3 separate regions of the Mus musculus genome follow, and all the other regions are linked to region 2. The links are chromatin loops, found by intact Hi-C in ENCODE. Cell type or tissue: heart. All regions are shown on one strand. Links, peaks and the distances in the headings refer to the core of each region. The heading gives the core; the rest is flanking DNA.

Region 1 (4,194 bases), core at 783-3,282, 390 kb after region 2:
TTTCTTCATTTCTGTCTCACAATTATCAAAAGCTAGAATTAGCTTCTGCCCTATGTTTCTGTACTTCTATTTGAACTGGATAACAGAGAGACAATCTAAACATTCTCTTAGGCTGCAGATAAGAGAAGTAGGCTCCATTCCAAAGTGGGAAAGAAATTCTGCTAGCATTGTTTAAATCAGGCAAAATTTGTTCCTGAAGTTGCTTTTTACCCCAGCAGACATAAACTGCGATAGCTTCAGCTTGCACTGTGGATTTTCTGTATAGAATATATAAAACATAACTTCAAGCTTATGTCTTCTTTTTAAAACATCTGAAGTATGGGACGCCCTGGCCGTTCCATCCAGTACTAAATGCTTACCGTGTGACCCTTGGGCTTTCAGCGTGCACTCAGTTCCGTAGGATTCCAAAGCAGACCCCTAGCTGGTCTTTGAATCTGCATGTACTTCACGTTTTCTATATTTGTAACTTTGCATGTATTTTGTTTTGTCATATAAAAAGTTTATAAATGTTTGCTATCAGACTGACATTAAATAGAAGCTATGATGAACACCTGGCGGGGTTTGTTCTCTCTCCAATGCTCCGAGTCCACTGTTTATCGCCAGGGTGGCTTGGGCTCATTTCACATCCCTGTCCCTGAGGGGCCTCGGGTCTTACCTCTGGTCCTGTCTTGTTTCCACTGGCTTTGCATCTTCCCCTAAGTTATACTTAGCCCTGCTGAAACACAAAAGCACTCCTGGGGAGGAGGGGTGGGGAGAGGAGACAAGGGGGTGGGGAGTAGAGTTCTCCTGCTCGGGAAGAGGTTTGTTTCCTTTTCTTTTCAATGTGTATCAGTGTTTTTGCCTACATATATGACTGTTCACCACATACATTGCCCTCAGAGGTCAAAAGACAGATCAGATCCCCTGGAACTGAAGTTACAAATGGTTGTGAGCCACTGTGGGTTTGGGGACTCAAACTAGGTACTCTGAAAGAACAGCCACTGCTTCAACTCCAGGGGGAGTGGTTTTTGTCCTGAATCCAGATTCATTTTTTCCTCTCCTCTCTCTCCCTCCCCTCCCTTCTTCCCCATTTGTTTGGACATACTGATCTACACCTCAATCCTTAATTATTTTGAGATCATGTTAATTTTTCTTACTGAACGTCAAAGGCTATTCTGGAACTCACCAGGTAATCTAGACTGGACTTGAGCCCAAACTGTTTCTCCTGCCCCAGTCTTTCTTGTGCTGGCATTGTAAATGCTAACTCCCATACCTGGCTCAGACATAACTGTTTTTTGTTTTTTTGTTTTTTCTTTTGAGACAGGATATTTTTACATAGTCCTGGTTGTCCTTGGAACTCACTATGTCAAACAGGCTGGCTTTGAACTTACAGAGATCTGCTTGCCCCTTGCCTCCTGAGTGCTGGGATTACAGGTCTACACATCTTAGAAATAGATTTTCTTGATTAAAATGAAACTTAAGCTCCAAAGTGCCTGTTTTAAGCCCTCATAGCTCAGATTTTGCAATTTCAGGCTCAACCTTTTGGCCCAAAAGGCCACACTTGCAATTCACTTTGCATACCTGTGTCCATTGTAAGGGAAGGCACGGGCTCATGGTGCAGGTGTCCATTGTGAGAAGGCACAGGCTCATGGTGCAGGTGTCCATTGTGGGAAGGCACCAGTGCAGCTATATGATGCTCACTACTAGGGATTTTCCTGAGCAGCCATCATGTACAAAGGCATGAAACTTGAAGAAGTGGTGGAAACCACAACGTGATAGCGCCACCTGCAGGCCCGTAAGGATCACCCAACCCTGCTGGGGAAAATCCCACTCACAGAATTAAGACAGTCCTGATATTCACAGGTCATATAGGAGAGCTCTTGGGGAGCAACTCCACCAAGCAGAAAAGAAGCCTAAAGACAAAGATCTGGGCAAGTGCTTTTTCTTAAAGTCAGGGAGGAGTACACAGAAGGTAGTGGGGGATGGGGGTACTTGGGGGTGTCTTTCGATGCTACTAGATCAGTCAGCAGTGTAAGGTGGCAGCTTTGACCAGAACAGGTCTGACCACACTGGTTCACCTGCTCCGTTGGACAGGGTACAACGGTAGAGGATGCTGAGGCATTGATGCCCACCTCCTGCAGGACTCAGTCAGTCAGTCGACTTTGTACCAGGAATGAAAAGATAATGCCTTGAGACAGCATTAATTGCAAAACTAAACAAACAACACAAACTCAAAAGCTTGACTTAACTGAAAATACCCTTCAGGATCAATCCTTAACGAAAGTTTAACCATTTTCATGCTACCTTTTGGGCATTTTCCTACTTATTTAGAAGTAAACTCTTCATTGGCAGTCATAATTTTCTCAGCTGCTCCACTAAACGAGAAGACCACGTCAGAATGAGCAACTGGGGTCACCACCTAGCTGGCCCACCTTTCAAGAACTGCAGATTCTACAGAAAGAATTTTTACTTAAAGAATAACGACTGCTAGGGAGACAGCTCTGTCTGGGCTTGCTTGGCAAACATAAAGGACAGGACCACTCGATCCCCAGAACCCACATTTAAAAGTCAGACATGATAGTGTTCACTTGAACTGCAGCAAGCACTGGGGAAGTGGACTTGCTGGCTAGCCAACCTAGCCTGCTCAAGGGGCTCCGGGACAATGAACAATGAGAGGACCTGTCACAAAAACAAAGTAGATGGCTTCTGAAGAATGACACCCAAGACCTCTAACCTCTGCATGCACCCACACATGAACATACCCACAGAGAGGGTTTTTTTTTTAAGAACTTAAGTAAATATGACTGTCCTTATCTGTCCCCAACAGAGTGTTCTAGAGAACAGCCAGGCACCGACTTTATCTTCCCTTCTCCTTCAAGGACTTCAAGGTGCCCTCTGCCTTTGAAGGAAAAAGATCTGTACAACTATCTACTTTATCAGGAACCTTAATTCAGGACCCCAGCTTTTCCAGACTCACAGCCTGACCTGACCAGCTAACCCGAACAATTTGTGATCATTTTCCAAGTACAGCAGGTGACCTCTCTTGCTACCCAGAACTCTACTCCACACTGGAATTTGGCTGCTCTACCCTATTTCCATCTATGAGTTCCACCCACATTGTCCAGGAAAACCACCATCTGGCTGGCTTTCATGGATTTGTAGGATGCCTCTTGAATGGAGTAGGGCTCCTTGAACCTGTACGTATTGTACGTATGACTCTGCTGGTCCCAACTCCTGGGTCTTATAAGTTCCTAGATGATGCTGTGCTGAACCCATCAAGCACAAGGCCTTGTATGTCCACACACTGGAAACTATATCTGAAACCCCTGGGAACTTGCTATACAATGTGATGGGTCCCACCCATAGAGTTTCTGATTCCTGAGACTGGGGATGGGGCCTGGAAATGTACGTTTCTAACAAATTCCCAGATAATAACATGTTGCTGATGCAGACATTATCCAGAGAAATCTCCTGCCCTTCTGGAAAATCAAGAAACCGAAGGCTGCCCAGCTCTGACACACAAAGTGACCAGATATCTGTCTGGGAATACTCCCTTAGAAGGAGAGAATTGGGCAAATGACAAAAGGCATGTGGAGGGTGTGGGTGAGCCCTGCTGTGTGAAAGCCATGAAGCCCAGCCTAGTCCTGAGGTCCACCGTTACTGAGAGGTTTAATTAGTCCACATGAAAGCCATCCCGCCAATGCAGGCTTCTGGAACTGACATGTGCCTAGGTCACTTAGGCTAGTTAAACACGGGCCCTGAGACTGCAGGCCTGGGTGGGCTCTGTAGTTCCCAGAGTCTGTGGGGTCTGCAAGCTCCCAGGTGATAAATGGCTGCTAAGCGGAAAACCAGAAGCTGAAAATCAAAGATGCCAAGGTTCGAGTCACCTGTACTCCCCTAGCCTTGGACAGGCATTTGGCGGAGTCATCAAGGGAGGGTGCAGAACCTGGCAAAGGAATCTCAGGCTCTCTGGTTTCTTTCCCTTTGTTTGTAAGGGGGATTTCTGATAGGATCTTAAGTAGCCCTAGCTGATGCATGGAATTCTTCCTACCTCTCAGGCTCAGCTACCCTCTATCACTCCTAAGGAGTTCTCCTAGTCAAGAGAATTAGTGCCCTATGGGCAGTGGGCTCGTAGCTTACTTCAGAACTGGCATCATCAACTCACTTCACAGGTGAGCTCTCTAAGGAAGACCCAGACACCCTCACACGTTCATT
Region 2 (4,194 bases), core at 815-3,314:
GGGAGTCATTTGTGTGTGATCATTGACAAGTGGCGTGGGTGAGATTATGTGAGGAGTTGAGAAAAGGAATATAACCCTGTGGACCGTTTAAGAGTAGACAGGGGAGCCTGTGTGGAAGGAGGAGAAAGGAGAGGGAGACATGAATGGGTACTAGTCAGCTCCAGCAGACTCTCTACATTAGAGAAGATGTTGCAACAGGCTAGATGTCATTAACACAAGGGACGAGCCCAGGGAAACTGGAGGTCCCTGGCAAGTTGCAAAAGTATCCTAGGAAGAGTGTGGGAAGGAAAAGTGAGTGGTTAGATGGCATTTAGGGTCCTGGGGTGGGAAGCAGGCTAAGAGACAAACAGCATCATCCTTTAAAGCTTGCTTCAGTCTTTGTCACATCTCCTGTGACCATCCTTCACCAGGCATAGATGCCTGAGGCCTTACCTATCCTTCAAGATCACATGAGGGCAAAGGCCTCCTGTCTTACCTGAACTTCAGGAACAGTTTCTAGTCAGACTCGTAGGATGGGCTAAGGGGCTATGGCCCCCAGGAACCCAAGAAATGGTACATTTCCCCAGATTTTCCTGAAGCCACCCAGGGGCATCATGAGTCCATCTACTCCTCTCTGCTGAGATCCTGTCAGATCCAGGAGTGAGGTCAGCAGCTGTGCTTTATTAGCTACAAAGCAAGATCCATGGAGGCCTCTGCTGAAGAGACCCTTCTGCTCCTCATTCACGCTCAGTTCCCGGTGTGAGCAGCAATAGTGTGCACAGGGCATAGGGCTGAAGCCTGGTCATGGACGACTGCTGTGCTTAGCACAAGTACTGAGTGGGACCCCAAACACCTAAGCTGGCATTTAAAGCAAACCTGGCTCCCTTCTACCAGAGAGATCAGTGCTCAGTAACTTGACACTGGGGGCTACCAACTGACTGATTTCTGACTTGACCCATGGATCCTTCCACTGTGAGAAGCCTGCCCCCTAGCTTCAAGGAGGCCAGCATGTACAAAAGGGGCACTCTGGTGTAGGTAGCACATTCCCAGTGCCTGCTATAACTGCTTCTCTGTACTGGGTGCTTTGAAAACGCAGATCCCAGATCACTTTGTAAACCATTTCCTTCTGATCCCAGCTACTACTCTTGTAAAATTATCGAGAAAGGCTTGGAGTTTCAGGCAGACTACCTCCTTAGTAAAGGACAGAAACTTTTGGTTCACAACACCGATCCATGCTGGAGCCAGTAACTGGCTCTTCCAGTTTCAGGGTCTTGTTTAGAAAGGTGTCCCTCTAAGGGCTGATTGCTCCCAGTTATCAGTCCCATGCAGGTTGGATACATGCGGTTGATATTTTCTTTTCAGAGACTGATCCATGGGATGTATGTCTCGACTCAGAGCTAAGGAACATCACAGCTAGGTATGGCTTTTCTTAACATCCACACGCTTGTCTGCTTGGGTGTGTAGATCCTCTGTAACGATTTATCACTTGCATGATGTAGCCACTATGTTCCCTGAGGCCCTCAAACATTGCAGATGCACCTGGGGGTGGGGGGTGGGTGGGGGGGGTGGGGGAGCTGATACAAAGTCTGTGCTTATGTGACTTTCAAAAGCCAACAAAGTACCAAAGTCCTTTAGTCTTGCTAAAAGATCCAAAGGACAGTGGTGACCCCATGGATTAAAGGGGAAAACCAGTTCCCAAAGTATGTTTCTGAGCTATATGACCTTCCCTCCACACACCAGCAAGGTGAACACAGACTGTCCTGTGATGGCTAAGGATTTCAGAAGAAGGCTCTATATGAATTACAGGCCAAAGATGGACAGTTTGCACAGTCTGAACAAAATATAAGTACTCTTACCAATAAATAGGTCTCAAAATGATAAATAAGGCTCTCCCCTGTTGGCAGCCTGGAATCCCAGTGAGAAGTGATGGGCACAGACAGGCACAATGAACTATGTACACAGTGTAAACAGTAAGGCCCTGGGGCGGGGGGGTGGGTGGGAATGGTGAGGGATTCATACAGTTAGGAGTGTGGGGAAGGGGGCAGTGAGCCCAGGGCAAAAACAACAGATTTGTATGGCGGGCATCCAATATACCACCAAAGCTTGCTGTATGGCAGGTCCTATGGCAGTAGGTCCATTGACTTCCTCCAGGTGGCAGTAAGGAGTAAAACTGTCCACGGATCTTTTCCCTGGGAGCAGCAAAACGAGAATTTGTACCTCTTCCCCCCCAAGGGGAGTAGCCATACTTGAAGTCTTCTGCCTAGACATCAGGAGCTGACTAAACAGTTCCTTAGACTGGATGAGAAGGGCGAATCCCGCAGCTCTTCCATTTCAGGAAGAGCTCTGGACAACTATGTCCAGCAGGCGGCACCATAACCCACCACCTTCCGAGTGCTCCGACCCCAGGTCCAGCTCCGGTTGCTTTGAGGTGAGATGGAGCAGCCACCCTGGTCAGAGTTTTGGATCCGAAGGCAGAATCCTATAAAGCACCCCACCTCTGGCCCCAGCACCCTCCTCAGCCTGAGTTTCGGTCCTTAAATGTCAGTCTCCCGGAGGTTGCTGAGGTCGCCCGGCTCATAAGCCTGGCAGATGACAGCCTCTGCCCCGTCTTGGGGAACATTTAGGGACACTGCTTCTACCTCCGAGCGCAGGGCACACGCAGTCTCCGCGCGCCGCGCGCCCCCAGAGCGGAACTTATGGGACAGGCTGGACACCTTCGCACGCAGCTGGGTCGTGGGTCTCTGTAGCGGCCCAAGCAGCCTCCACTCCCGGAGGGCGGAGGCTGGCTTTCGACGGCCGGAGACCGAAGCCTGCGCCTCCGGCGTGTCTACGGAGCCCGGGCCTGGGTGTGCAGTGAGGGCTAGGGGAGCCCCGGGGGGTGCGATGCGCGGGCTGGGGGCACAGTCGGAGCGCGGGTCGCCGGTCGAGGCTCGCCAGTGGTGGCCGTAGACTCGCCAGAGGCGGCGGCGGCGGCGGCGACACTGGCAGCGCAGGAGGCGGAGGAAGGCGCGCTTGAACTCGCGACTGGAGCAGGGGTAGATGAGCGGGTTCACACAGCTATTGAAGTAGCCCAGCCAGAAGATGACCTTGAAGACGCCCTCTGATGGTTTCAGCTGAGGGAACAGAGAACCTGCGGAGAACAGAGACCAGGCTAGTTAACTGATGGGGTTAGGAGGGAGGTTGACAAAGGACTGCTGCCGACCTCAGAAGCTGAGTCACGAGGTGGGTGCTATCAAGGGGGCGGGAGTGTTTCTCTCTATGAACATAGATGGGGAAAAAGAACCATCTTCTCTTGTTTTCCGAGTTCGACCTGTTAGAAAACTATTTGGGCACAGGCAACGAATCCCAACCAGAAAGAGACCAAACCACATTCAGCCAGTTTCGTATAGAAACTGGAGACTGCGTGTGCCCTGAGCTCGAAAAGTGGAAACAATGTCCCTAAACGTTCCCCAAGATGGGGACAAAGGCTGTCATCTGCCAGGCTCATGAGCCTGGAGACTACAGCAACCGCCCAGAGACTGCCAGAAACCGGCTCCACCAGTCTTTGCTGCGGAGCCTAGTTACTGCCGCCAGTGTGGAGGTCTCTCTGCTGAGGGCGGTCTCTAGAGGACGCCAGCAGGTCTTGTTCTTTAAGACGTTGATGTGGAAGTACGATTCTGCTACAAGTCTCACGTAAAAATATTTTGACAACCTTTTCCAGCAAAATGAGTTCATTAGCAATCTTTTGTACAGCATTTTACAGCACTCAGTCTCTGCAGTGTACTCTACTGCCTAAGCACAGAAAGGGAGAGGTTTGCTCAGTGCTCGGTACTGTAGAGGAGTCGTGAAACTGTGGTGCTGGCTCTGGGTGACAGTGTGACTACCAATGGGGCACAGGGCTGATCGTAGGCTCAGCGACAGCTTCCAACCATCTCAGACTTAGGCAGGATGGGACAGGCACGGAGCCTGTGGCTATCCTGTAGGGTGAGCTCACATCTCATCTAGGCTCCATAATGGAGGACCTTGAATTAAGGCACAGCTTTCCTTCAGTGGGGGAGTTAGAGCTCTGGTTATTTTTAAGCTGGTGAGAGACCCAGTTCAGAGCACAATACCCATGGCTGTCAAAATGTAGCCCTGTAGGGCTGTGCCCGGGAAAGTGTTGAGGAAAAGCTGGGATGGTTTTAGGTGGGGGAACAGAACACCAGACAAGTGCAAACGGGCACTAAGACCTGGTTT
Region 3 (4,194 bases), core at 783-3,282, 120 kb after region 2:
AATGATAAGACCTTCAAGGCTCTGCCTTCTGGCTTCTTGAAGATATCATTGACATTTAATTTTCTTTAATCTGTTGCTTTGTTTGCCTGTAAGTGCTTGCTAGAGTTTGCTACAGGAATGGACCTTTGTTTGGAGCTGCGGAGAGGTGGGTAACCCTCTAGGTTAGTGTCTCTCAGCCTTCCTAATGCTGTGATCCTTTAATATAGTTCCCCATGTTGTGGTGACCTCAAACCACAAAATTATTTCATTGCTACTGTAACTGTAATTTTGCTACTGCTATGAATCATGATGTAAATATCTGATGTTTTCTGTTTAGGTGCCACCTGTGAAAGGGTCATGTGACCCCTAAAGGGGCTGCAGCTCACAGGTTGAGGCCACTGTTCTAGGAGGCGAAGCATGTGAGGAAGTTTGTAGGTCAGCAGGTGCACCCCTGAAGGTGACTTAGGATGTAAAGGCAGAAAACTGGGGAGATGAGAAGGCGAGGCAGTCTCTTAGCTTGGAGTCTGGTGGAAGCTTCTCACCAGCAGTGAAGTGGAGGTCTCTCTGCCTTCCTAGGCATAAACATGCACTTTTCTAGGAACCACCCGAAATGCCAGTTAGAGTGAAAGGTGAGACTCATGGCTTTTGGTTGTTACTTGGTCAGATTATAATTCTATGGGAGGCACCTCTGGAGTCATCCCACAATCTCACCTATCAAAAGAGAGGGGGAGAGTTTCTTAGCAACCTGCTGAGCTATAACTTGAGAGCCACTAAAATGGTATATGTGGCTAATGCTCTGTAAACTATTAATTGTGATTCTCATTTGAGCAGCTCAGACACACACTTGGTGTGTCTCATTCTCTGCAACCCTCCTTTCCCAAGTCTATGCCCATACTTGGGCCTACCTAATTCTCTGTGAGGCTATGAGGAGACCACGTTGATGCTCTGGGGTACCCCTTTTCTTGACTTGCATGCCTTTCTCTCTCTCACTATCATTAACATCTCATACATCTTCGATCTGCTTTCTTGTACCTGGTGGTCCTGAAATTCTTTTCAGTGTCAGATCCATGAATCTGGCTCTGGCCTGAACTGAGATCTCTGAAGGTGTTAAAGGGATTTCTCTGTCTGCCAGGGGCGGTGGCCTGCAGCTGTGTCTCTGTCCTCATGTCTCTGTGGATAGTGTGGCCTCACTCCCCCTTTTCTCATCTGCTTCCAGACCACGGGAAAATGTTTTTGTTCTGCCACACATTGTGCCAAAGCCATAGGGCCATTAATCATGGGCAACCCCCCTAAAATGGTGCTGAAAACAAGCCCTTCAGTAAGGGGATTCTCTTAGGTCTTTGTTACAGTACGAGGATGCTAGGCAACATGGTACCATACTTTAAGATGTTTCTAACTTAAAGGATATGGACTGAGCTAGCTATTGAGCTGAAAAATAATAGCTGTATTATATTGAAAATATTTTTATGTAGCATATTCTGATCATTGTTTCCCATCTGTGAAAAATTGTGCTGGAATTTTGATGAGGACTTCATTGAATCTGTATATTGCTTTTGATAGGATGGCTATTTTCATAGTATTAATCCTAATGATTCATGATCATGGAAGATGATTCCATCTTCTGATATCTTCAAGTTCTTTCTTCAATGTCTTTAAGTTTTTATTATACAGATCTGTGGGGGTTCGAATAGGTATGGCCCCCAAAGACTCATGTGCATGAATACTTGAACCATAAGGAGTGGCACCATTAGGAGGTGTGGTCTTGCTGGAGAAAGTGCATCTCTAGGAGGTGGGCTTTGAGGTCACAGAAGCTCAAGTCCAGGCTCAGTGGCATTCTCTTCCTGCTGCCAGTGGGTCAAGATAGAACTCTCAGCTCTAACTCCAGCACCATGTCTACCTGCATGCTGCCATGCTTCCCACCTCAAGGATAATGGACTAAACCTCTGGAAGTGTAAGCCAGCCCCAGTTAAATGGCTTCCTTTGTAATAATTGCTGTGATCATGGCATCTCTTAGCAGCAATAGAAACCCTACCCAAGACAAAGTTTTATACTTGCTTTATAAGAGTTATCCCAAAATATATTTTTTTGAGGTTATTGTGAAAGACATTATGAAATCAATACCTTTAATTGGTGTACTCTATAAAATGTGTACATTTCAAGGAGCCCTCAAAACACTTGAACTCATTTGCTTTGTAGCTTTACATCCAACACGAGGGCAATGGTCCTCAAGCCAAAACATCTACCCTAGAAACCTTGTTATATAGACAGAGTTCTGGCACCACCCATGGGTGGTTGAGTTAGGTTGCAAGTTCTGTTATGAGTTCAGAAATGGCTTCCCTTCTTTCTAACTGCTTTTCCTTAACATATAATTCTCCATTGTAATGGGTTTCATTATGACATTTTCACAAATATGCATAATGTGTTTCAATTATATTTACCCCCCCCCCCTCTCTCTCTCTCTCATTGATTCTTTTTCTCTTATCAACTTGCCCTGGTTTTACTTTCTCATTGTGTTTGTGTGTGTGTGTGTGTGTGTGTGTGTGTGTAAGAGAGAGAGAGAGAGAGAGAGAGAGAAGAGATGGTTTCATTGGGCTTATTAACAGGAGCTTGGCTAATGGATGTTTTCGGGAACTCAGGCACCTTGCCAATGACTACATCCCTGCAGAAAATGTCTCTCCCTCCCCTATTAACCATTAACTGAGAATACTCAGAGAAAGGTGGGGAGTCATGAACCCCAATTCCCTCCATAACAGAATGACTGACTCAGTTCTGTTCACATAACCACAGTTGTCCTGAGATTAAGAGTGCAACAGACCTATCATGCTGGAAAGTCAGTATACCACAGCCTGCACTTCTGCCATTCTTCCGGCTCTTATACACTTTGGCCACTTCTTCAGTAACACTTTCTGAGACATCGAGGGAGTGATATCGATGTCCCACTTACCGATGAGATCACTCATTCTCATCACACTTACTATTTATAAGCATTTCTAGTTAATGTCTCTGACCAAAGCTGAGAACAATGTCAATCTATGGGCATTATTATAGCTATTTAGAAGGTAGTATCATTTAGAAGGCCATATAATGTCTACTTGGAAAAACACAGCATCAGGCTCCCAACTGGAGCCTATGACCCACCAACCATGGCCTTTTGACTGGGTTTATACTACCAGATGTGAATTTTCTTACACGGAGTAGGTCATAAAGCCAACCAGAAAATAGTTGATTATCCCATAATGGCCTTACCAGTATGGCCCAGTCAGTGGACCCTGTCTAGTTAGCAGGCATTGCTGCACACAGGGTCCTCAACAGAGTAAGATTATTGACAGTTCTTCCCAGCAGCCTATAGCACCTTCTGGTGCCCTACAAGCCAGCCAGAAGCAGGAAGCTCTCAGCTCAGTAGCAGCTTGATTTCTCTGTCTTTGGAACAACTTTATCCACCCACATCACACCTCCACTCAAAGTCATTTAAGTTTCTTTATTGTCTTGTCAAGTATTCAATTTTCTTATGGTTTTTTCCCATGCATTATTTGTTCTGGGTGGCCTTCATCACCATTTTACCCAAGCTTCCTTCCCTTTTCTCATCTCTCTGTCTACTCTCTGGCATAAACCTTTCCACTCCTAGTAATTCCTCTTCTATTTCTGTATCAATCGCATGCACTACAACCTCCTACCCCACTTAAAGATACATCTCCTCATTTTCATAGGCCACCTTGAGGGACCACATCAAGTTTCTAGTTTTCTGGGCTCAACACAGACTATCTCTCACATACATGCACATACAAATGGTAGAAGCTGAGATTTGTGTATGACAGAGAAACCCTGCTGAGGAATGGCTTTTCTAACCAATGCCCTGATTATGCTGACACCTTTTCTCTGCCTGGGGGCCATGTTTGGAGAACCTCTGCCTGAGAGAAATCTTCCTAAAGAGGAAAAAAATCCTAAAGTTCTAAATCTTCAAACAAACCCACAGAGGGATGATAAATATATACAAGATTCATTTACTAATTTTGAAATCTCGAGGGAATGCACATTTCGTCTCCAGGACCTTAATTCTGGCTTCTCACGCTTTGAGAACTATGTATGTCTTTCAGATGATAAATTTACATCGTAATGGGGATCCATCAATTGGACTTAGGTTTTATACATCTGTAAATATTCAGGATGTTGTTTATCATTTGAATTTGTGAACAGAAGCTAATAATTTTATGATGC

What was found. A loop is a pair of places that touch in the nucleus more often than their neighbours do. Peaks named below come from ENCODE experiments on the same cell type or tissue, not always from the same donor. Only the 100,000 strongest peaks of a DNase experiment are listed, where the experiment ranks them.
Region 1: a loop joins it to region 2, with 3 times the contacts of the local background. A loop is called at or near these places in 21 of 42 quality-filtered maps.
Region 3: it touches region 2 in a loop (2.8-fold over the local background); 5 of 42 quality-filtered maps call a loop at or near these places.

What each region holds. Positions count from the first base shown.
Region 1 is chr2:131,937,882-131,942,075 of GRCm38, forward strand. The region is part of intron 2 of Prn (prion protein readthrough transcript); the gene reads left to right. Prnp (prion protein) reads left to right here. Exons shown (of 3, transcript NM_011170.3): 3 at 1-555. Among named protein-coding and RNA genes, the nearest start is that of Prnd, 11 kb to the right of the region's middle. In heart, for the core only: a CTCF peak has its summit at 1,780 (motif pointing left); no DNase peak of the experiment used is centred there.
Region 2 is chr2:131,543,432-131,547,625 of GRCm38, forward strand. It overlaps Adra1d (adrenergic receptor, alpha 1d), which reads right to left. Exons shown (of 2, transcript NM_013460.5): 2 at 1,926-3,109. The coding sequence ends at 2,514. All of the region lies in intron 1 of Gm39938 (a long non-coding RNA gene), which reads left to right. Among named protein-coding and RNA genes, the nearest start is that of Gm39938, 7.2 kb to the left of the region's middle. In heart, for the core only: a CTCF peak has its summit at 2,229; a DNase peak (open chromatin) is centred at 2,330; H3K4me3 peaks cover 1,265 bases; H3K27ac peaks cover 521 bases; H3K27me3 peaks cover 2,033 bases.
Region 3 is chr2:131,667,703-131,671,896 of GRCm38, forward strand. No RefSeq gene overlaps it. Among named protein-coding and RNA genes, the nearest start is that of Gm30986, 71 kb to the right of the region's middle. In heart, for the core only: a CTCF peak has its summit at 2,257; no DNase peak of the experiment used is centred there.